2 separate regions of the Homo sapiens genome follow, and region 2 is linked to region 1. Evidence: chromatin contacts called from ENCODE Hi-C or POLR2A ChIA-PET data. All regions are on one chromosome and are shown on one strand. The core of a region is the stretch at or near the end of the contact, and the rest is flanking DNA. Distances in the headings are between cores, read along the strand shown.

Region 1 (4,223 bases), core at 1,098-3,597:
ACACAGTACCGCTCCAGGTGTACAGTTTGCACATTGACCTCTAGGTGGCACTAGCATGTTTAGTTAGGACCAAGGGCTCTTGTAACCTAACTTGTCCCATCTTTTTAATGTTACTATCCTGGTCACTGCCACCTCTTTCAAGGGAAAGTCTACTGGTGGCCTCTTGTATGTGCCAGGCCATCTCTGTATCTTGCTTGTTAATAATGGTGAGATGTAGTTATCCATTTTTCCTGGCAGCAGTTGCTGTAATTAGAGTGATTGACTGATAGGGTACTAGTACTTGCCAAGGTTACCATTATAGATCTGGGACTTCCTCTTGGTCTCTGCTCTGTTTACATTTACATTCCAATTCACCAAAAATCCTTTATTATGATGCCTGATTGCACAACGTTTTGAAGCCCATGTTAGCAACAGTATTCTTTGGGAAACAGGCAAAACCAGAATGACAGTCCAGCCAGCACTCCAAGTGAACCTAACCTGCTCCTTTCTTTGCCAGTGTAGCTGCAGCCCCTTAACCTCAACCACTAAGAGACATGGGGAGGTCTTTACCATCTAATAAGGGAAGTAAGTCATAGAATCAATAGAAACTTGTAAATATATTTAATTTTATAGCAGTAGAGTATAGTGGCTAAGAATGTGGACTGTAGAATCAGACACATCAGAGCTCAAATGGTGGCTCCGCCACTTACTGGCTGTTTGACCTAGGCAAGTTACTTTATTATGCTGAGCATTAGTTTTCTCATCTGTAAAATAAGTATAATTGTGCCTATCTTGTATAGATGTTCGGGAAGTGAGATAATCCAGGTAAATGTCTTAGAATACTGTCACACATAGTAAGTACTCAGTAAATGATAGCTATGTTACTGTTCACATGTGTATTATCCATTTTGTGGATAAAATTATCACTGGACATTGAGGCTTATTTAAATCAACCACAAACAATTAAAAGGTTAATCTACTTATACACAGACAGTAATCCCAAAGCCATATGCAGTTTTTTAAAATGCCTCATGCTATTACTCTTCTCCAGTAGCCTCAGTAATCAAAGTTGAATATTCAGTCATTACAGAAGCTCTTCCCTCCCACCCCAGCTCTTCCTCTGGGAGAGCACCCCCTGACATCTTCCTCTCTGTAGTGGCACAGGACCGCCACTACCCAGGAGACCGATGGCTTTCAGGTGAAGCGGCCGGGAGACGTGAATGTACGGTGTACTGTCCTACTGATGCTGGATTACCAGGTATTCTGTGGTGGTGTGAGGGGGTCCAGCTTTCACAGCCACATACCGTCAGCAGTCTCACTTTAAAGAGTTTATGTCTAGTTGTGAATAATTTGCCACTTTGGCACAGAGATAGAGTCTTAGTCATCTCTGAGTTCTTCCTAGAATTTTTCTGTCCCAGAAAAAGCACTACATTATTTGTTGAATAGCTTGAATGTATTGCTGCATATAGACGCAGCTAACTAGCTTCATCCCCTATACTTTGGTTCCCTGCAGCCTCCCCAGTTTAAATTAGACCCCCGCCTAGCTCGACTCCTGGGCATCCATACCCAGACTCGTCCAGTGATCATCCAAGCACTGTGGCAATATATTAAGACACATAAGCTCCAGGACCCTCACGAGCGGGAGTTTGTCATCTGTGACAAGTACCTGCAGCAGGTAAGTAATGGACCCATTCTTTTGCTAGAATCCATTAGAACACTAGTTATGCTCAAACTGCTAACCTCGTGCTTCTCCCCTTTGCTACAGATCTTTGAGTCTCAACGTATGAAGTTTTCAGAGATCCCTCAGCGGCTCCATGCCTTGCTTATGCCACCAGAACCTATCATCATTAATCATGTCATCAGGTAGGCCTGTGTGTGGGAGGCAGTGCTGTGCCGGAGCTGCCTTGTGCCGATTTGCACAAGCCAGTTGTCAAATTTTCAGGAATTTTGCAAACAGGTTGTTAAACACAACTGTTACACTGTTACTTACAATTAAATTACATAAACTTATAATTAAATATATTAGACTAAAAGTGGGTAACATATATTCAAAATGTATAACTTCCTAATTATTACATTTTATTGTATTTGTGCTTTTTTTTTTTTTTTTTTTTGGAGACAGAGTCTCACTCTGTTGCCCAGGCTGGAGTCCAGTGGCGCGATCTCGGCTCACTGCAAGCTCCGCCTCCTGGGTTCACGCCATTCTCCTGCCTCAGCCTCCCGAGTAGCCGGGACTACAGGCACCCGTCACCACACCTGGCTAATTTTTTGTATTTTTAGTAGAGATGGGGTTTCACCATGTTAGCCAGGATGGTCTCAATCTGACCTCGTGATCTGCCCGCCGAGCCTCGTGATCTGCCCGCCTCGGCCTCCCAAAGTGCTCGGATTACAGGCATGAGCCACCGCGCCCAGCCTGTATTTGTGCTCTTGAGGTTATTTTTGCCTGTTGTATCCATCTGGCGGAAATATGATATAATGATGTGCTTATGTGTTACTGTGCATCTCTTCCCATGAACAGTAATGTAATGTTGGTAGCTTGAAATCAGAATTTTTTTTTTTTTTTTTGGGATGGAGTTTCACTCTTGTTATGCAGGCTGGAGTGCAATGGCACAATGTTGGCTCACCGTAACCTCTGCCTACTGGGTTCAAGTGATTCTCCTGCCGTAGCCTCCCACATAGCTGGGATTACAGGCATGTGCCACCATGCCTGGCTAATTTTGTATTTTTAGTAGAGACAAGGTTTCTCCATGTTGGTCAGGCTGGTCTTGAACTCCCGACCTCAGGTGATCCACCCGCCTTGGCTTCCCAAAGTGCTGGGACTACAGGCGTGAGCCACCGCGCCCGGCCTTTTGTTTTGTTTTGTTTTGAGATGTAGTTTTGCTCTTGTTGCCCAGGCTGGTGTGCAATGGCATGATCTCAGCTCACTGAAACCTCCGCCACCTGAGTTCAAGCAATTCTCCCTCCCCAGCCTCCCACGTCGCTGGGATTACAGGCACCTGCTACCATGCCCAGCTAATTTTTTTATATTTTTAGTAGAGACGGGGCTTCACCATGTTTGCCAGGCTGATCTCAAACTCCTGACCTCAGGTGATCCGCCCACCTGGCCTCCCAAAGTGCTGGGATTACAGGTGTGAGCCACTGCGCCCGGCTGAAATCAGAATATTTAAAGCCCAAAGATCAGCAAATGCCACACATCTGGGCACTTCCTCCCACTCTCCTTTGGAAGATCAGTTGTTAAACATCTACCAGCTCTTCACTCATGGAAGGGCTCAGCAGCCATCTTTTCTCTGGATGGTACAGCATTCTAGTCCGAGCCTCCCAATTCCATTACCTCTGTTCACTTTTTTGTTTAGAAGCTGGAGAGCAAGGCATCTCTAGATAGGGGGTGAAGAAAATTTCCTTCTCAAAGCAGCGTGTCTCTGTAGTTGGATATAGTCTCTTTGTCTTCCTTCCTTTATTCCATATTAATTCTGGTAAGGGCTTTCTTTTCTTTTCTTTTCTTTCTTTCTTTTTTTTTTTTTTTTTTTTTTGAGACAGACAGAATCTCACTCTGTTGCACAATCTCGGCTCACTGCAACCTCTGCCTCCTGGGTTCAAGCGATTCTCCTGCCTCAGCCTCCCAAGTAGTTGGGATTACAGGCGCATGCCACCACGCCCAGCTAATTTTTTGTATTTTAGTAGAGACGGGGTTTTACCATGTTGGCCAGGATGGTCTCGATCTCTTGGTCACGTGATCCACCCGCCTCGGCCTCCCAAAGTGCTGGGATTACAGGTGTGAGCCACCACACCCGGTGGGCTTTTTTTTTTTTTTTCTTTTGACCCTGAACCTACAAGATGACAGAGAGGGAGGGGAAAAAAAGAAAAAAGATAAGACCCTGAACCTTCACTTACACAGTAGTAACTCCTCAACCTATAAATTAGGTCAGTAGAAGTTGGTCTGTCCTATATTCCTATGCTTAAAGTTAGACCACTTTTAATTTTGTGTTTGACTTTATTTTTGGGGTCAATTTTAGTTTAAAAGGGAGAAAGCCAGGCACGGTGGCACATTCCTGTAGACCCAGCTACTCCAGAGGCTGAGGTGGGTAGATCACTTGAGTCCTGGAGTTCGAGTCCAGCCTGGGCAACAGAGTAAAATCCTGTCTCTGAAACAATAAAAAAAGATTTGTTTGGCTGGGCGCAGTGGCTCACGTCTGTAATCCCAGCACTTTGGGAGGCCAAGGTGGGTGGATCACAAGGTCAGGAGT
Region 2 (4,223 bases), core at 586-3,085, 240 kb after region 1:
GCTCCACAATGGAGATACGGAAGAGTATGCATGGATACAGGAGATCCATTAAGGCATCTCTTAGTATTACCATGCCCTGTGATTAAGGTCAATGGGAAACTACAACAGCCCAATCCAGGCAGGACTACAAATGGTCCAGACCCTTCAAGAATGAAGGTTTGGGTCACTCCACCAGGAAAAAAACCATGACCTGCTGAGGTGTTTGCTGAAGGCAGAGGGAATACAGAATGGGTAGTAGAAGAAGATAGTCATCAATACCAGCTACAACCATGTGACCAGCTACAGAAATGAGGACTGTCATTGTCATGAGTATTTCCTCCTTCTTTTGTTAAAAACATGTTTGTGTGTATATACACTTGTACTAAGAAACTATTTTCATTTTATTTCCTTTTCCTTTATCATGTGACATAAGATTTATTGACTTCATATCAGCATTTAAGTATTGTTAACTTTATATAACAGTATTTGGGTTGGGGATTGGTGTCTTTCTGGTTGTACAAGGGATAGTCATATTATGTTAAGTGTAATTATGATATTATTGTTTTTATTTGAAGATTATGTATGATCTCAGGAGATGTGTTCAAGTTGACAAGGGGTGGACTTGTGATGGTTAATACTGAGTGTCAACTTGATTGGATTGAAGGATGCAAAGTACTGATCCCGCATGTGCCTGTGAGGATGTTGCCAAAGGAGATTAACATTTGAGTCAGTGGGCTGGAAAAGGCAGACCCACCCTTAACTGGGTGGGCACAATCTAATCAGCTTCCAGTGAATATAAAGCAGGCAGAAAAATGTGAAAAGGAGAGAGATGAGAGACGGGCCTAGCCTCCCAGCCTATACCTTTCTCCCATGCCGGATGCTTCCTGACCTTGAACATTGAACTCCAAGTTCTTCAGTTTTGGGACTTGCACTGGCTCTCCTTGCTCCTCAGCTTGTAGACAGCTTATTGTGCAACCTTGTGATTGTGTAAGTTAATACTTAATAAACTCCCCTTTATATATATCCTATTAGTTCTGTCCCTCTAAGAGAAGCCTGACTAATACAATCCCCGTGTTGGAAGCCTGGCCCTCCGCTGTACAGAGTTATTGAGGAAGGAGAACAGGGTCTGGAGGCAGCAAACCTAAGGCTGCACGCCAACTTCCTAGAACTAAATGAAAAGGAAACCCCTAACTTTCCACACACCTAAGTAACAAAAGGACCAGAGGCTACTCCCTTTAACCTTTTTCTGTGAGGCAGATGGGAAATTGGCTGCCCTCAATGAATCAGACTGATTGCAGGCCAGTCTTTGTTTGCATAAAAGTGTAACTTTGAGACCTGGCGTGGTGGCTCATGCCTGTAATCCCAGCACTTTGGGACGGCAAGGCAGGTGGATCACCTCAGGCTGGGAGTTCGAAACCGCCTGACCAACATGGAGAAACACTGTCTCTACTAAAAATACAAAATTAGCCAGGCATGGTGGTGCATGCCTGTAAACCCAGCTACTCGGGAAGCTGAGGCAGGAGAATCGCTTGAACCTGGGAGGCAGAATTTCAAGAACCGAGATCGCACCATGGCACTCCAGCCTGGGCAACAAGAGCGAAACTCTGTCTCAAAAAAAAAAAAAAATAGGAGTATAAGTTTGTAACTTCACCCTAGCCTCTGATTGGTTGCTTTTTGCTGCAACCAATCAGACTGATTGCAGGCTACCGCTTTATTTACATGAGGTGAGCATGAAGTGATCAATAGGCAACTTCTAGAGGGTATTTGGACCCAAGAAGATTCTGTATCCAGGTCCTTGAGCAGCTGCTCGGGCCACTCCTGCACTGTGGAGTGTACTTTTGTTCTCAATAAATCCCTGCTTTCGTTCTTCTGTTGCTTCATTCTTTATTTGCTTTGCTGGGCATTTTGCCCAATTCTTTGTTCAAAATGCCAAGAACCTGGACAACTTGCAGTCACAACCCTCTACTGGTAACATTATGATTTCCCTTCATTACCAATCATAACCACCTTCTAATTCTTCAGGGGTGTCTGCTGGTTTTTAGTTTCCTTCATTATACTCATTTATTTCTTCCTTCTGAGGCATCTTCGGGTTTAGACTGGGAAAGGCAGACTGTGCCACTTTGCCATCATGTTAGGGGCCCATAATGATGTCCCTTTCATGACTCAGCCTACCCCAGGGTTGTTGAACCTTTGTGTTTCCAGTAATGTAGAGCAGAAGATACTCTTTCTTGAGTGGTCATAGTAGTAGCCCAGAAATGAAGATGTTCAACCTGAAGAACTGCAAGGAGAATATAAAAGCAAAGGAAAGACAAAGCAATATATACGCATGAAAGAGAACAAAATAGGCATTTTACTGAAAGATACTGAAATGTACTTTCAACATGCTTGTATTTAATTTTACAGTCATTTGGGAATCTTCTTAACCCTGGAAATGAGACAAGAAAATTAACCTCATTATAAATTGCTTTAAACACATTTGTGGGAATATAGGTGAGTCATAGGGAAAATAAAAGTGCCTCCAGAACTCAAAAAGATAAACTAGTAAAATCTGTATGTAATCCTTTTTTTTTTTTTTTTTTTGAGACAGGGTCTCCTACTGTCACACAGGCTGTAGTACAGTGGTGCCATCTCAGCTCACTGCAACCTCTGCTCCCTGGGCTCAAGCAATCCTCCCACCTCAGCCTCCCAAGTAGCAGGGACCACAGGTGCACACCACCACACCTGGCTGTTTTTTTTGTACTTTTGGTACAGACTGGGGTCTTGCCATGTTGCCCAGGTTGGTCTTGAACTCTTGAGCTCAAGCAATCTACCCGCCTTGGCCTCCCAAAGTGCTGGGATTACAGGTGTGAGCCACTGTGCCTGGCCTGTAATCCATATATATAAAGTTACATAAAGGTGACAGAATGCCTTGAAGACCCAAAATCGGGAAGAAAAGGACTTGGCAATAGCTTATTGCTTATTAGACAGTATTCTTATACCTAAAGTTAGAACATGGCTTAAATATTGATAATTAATGATTGTTATTTCCAAGGATAGACCTGTCTGTATTTTTTAAATTTTCAGTGAACATGCATTACTTAGGCAATTGGAAAAAACTGAATATTATTTTAATGGAATTTTTGTAGGAAAATAATTATATAAATATACAAAGTACTTCAAAGATATTTGGTGTAGCATTGTTTGCAATGTTGAAAAATATCCAAATTTCTATCAGTAGGAGAACAATTCAATAAATTATGATATATCTATACAATGGGCCAGGTGTGCCTGTAATCCCAGCTACTTGGGAGACTAAAGCAGGAGGGGATCACTTGACCCCAGAAGTTCAAGGTTACAGTGAGCTATGATTGTGCCACTGCACTCTAGCCTGAATGACAGAGCACGACCACGTCTCTAAAAACAAACAAAAATACAGATCTACAATGAATATCACACAACCAACAAAATGATGATGTAGCTCTATATTTATTAGCATAGAAAAATTTCAAAGCTGTACTGTTTAATGAAACATATAGTAGGTTTTATTTTTTATTTTATTTTATTTTTTATTTTGAGAGAGTCTTTGTTGCCCAGGCTGGAGTGCAGTGGAGCGATCTCGGCTCACTGCAACCTCTGCCTCCCAGACTCAAGCCATTCTCATGCCTCAGCCTCCTGAGTAGCTGGGACTACAGGTGTGTGCCACCATGCCCAGCTAATTTTTTGTATTTTTAGTAGAGACAGGGTTTCACCAAGTTGGCCAGGCTGGTCTCAAACTCCTGGCCTCAAGTAATCCACCTGCCTCAGCCTCTCAAAGTGCTGGATTACAGGCATGAGCCACCACTCCTGGCCTCGAAGTAGGTTTTAAAACATGTCCAGGCCGGGCACGGTGGCTCACGCCTGTAATCCCAACCTTTTGGGAGGCCAAGGCGGGTGGATCACCTGAGGTCAAGAGTTCAAGACCAGCCTGGCCAACATGGTGAAGCCTCATCTCTACTAAAAATACAAAAAAAATTAGCTAGGCATGGTGGCATGCACCTGTAGTCCCAGCTACTTGGGGAGGCTGAGGCAGGAGAATCACTTGAACCCAGGAGGCAGAGGTTGCAGTGAGCCAAGATTGCACCACTGCACTCTAGCATGGACGACAGAGGAAGACTCCGTCTCGAAAATGAATAAATAAATAAAAATAAAATAGTAAACTGGAAATAAGAGTCTGCAGGGATTTAGCATGAGTAAGAAGTGGTTAGGTCAGAAGGATATCTGACACT

Evidence for each region. Hi-C counts contacts between places; a loop is a spot of excess contacts on that map. ChIA-PET counts read pairs that join two places held with the same protein, here RNA polymerase II (POLR2A). Pooled maps may share reads with other maps.
Region 2: a loop to region 1 is called in a pooled map, with 2.0 times the contacts of the local background. The contact joins two enhancer-like sites. A Hi-C loop is called at or near these places in 20 of 168 maps with a recorded cell type or tissue (GM12878, HCT116, Jurkat and 13 more), 13 of 37 single-sample maps with no recorded cell type and 20 of 50 pooled maps. POLR2A ChIA-PET finds 5 or more read pairs at or near these places in 9 of 52 experiments (A549, A673, AG04450 and 5 more).

Annotation. Positions count from the first base shown.
Region 1 is chr12:50,088,749-50,092,971 of GRCh38, forward strand. It overlaps SMARCD1 (SWI/SNF related BAF chromatin remodeling complex subunit D1), which reads left to right. Exons shown (of 13, transcript NM_003076.5): 7 at 1,136-1,237; 8 at 1,493-1,654; 9 at 1,745-1,842. Among named protein-coding and RNA genes, the nearest start is that of SMARCD1, 5.5 kb to the left of the region's middle. Within about 2 kb of position 2,348, at least 2 of the 41 ENCODE cell types and tissues checked have a DNase peak (open chromatin) inside an H3K27ac peak, as active enhancers do.
Region 2 is chr12:50,325,001-50,329,223 of GRCh38, forward strand. FAM186A (family with sequence similarity 186 member A) reads right to left here. Exons shown (of 8, transcript NM_001145475.3): 8 at 2,309-2,404. The coding sequence ends at 2,383. Among named protein-coding and RNA genes, the nearest start is that of LIMA1, 44 kb to the left of the region's middle. Within about 2 kb of position 1,836, at least 7 of the 41 ENCODE cell types and tissues checked have a DNase peak (open chromatin) inside an H3K27ac peak, as active enhancers do.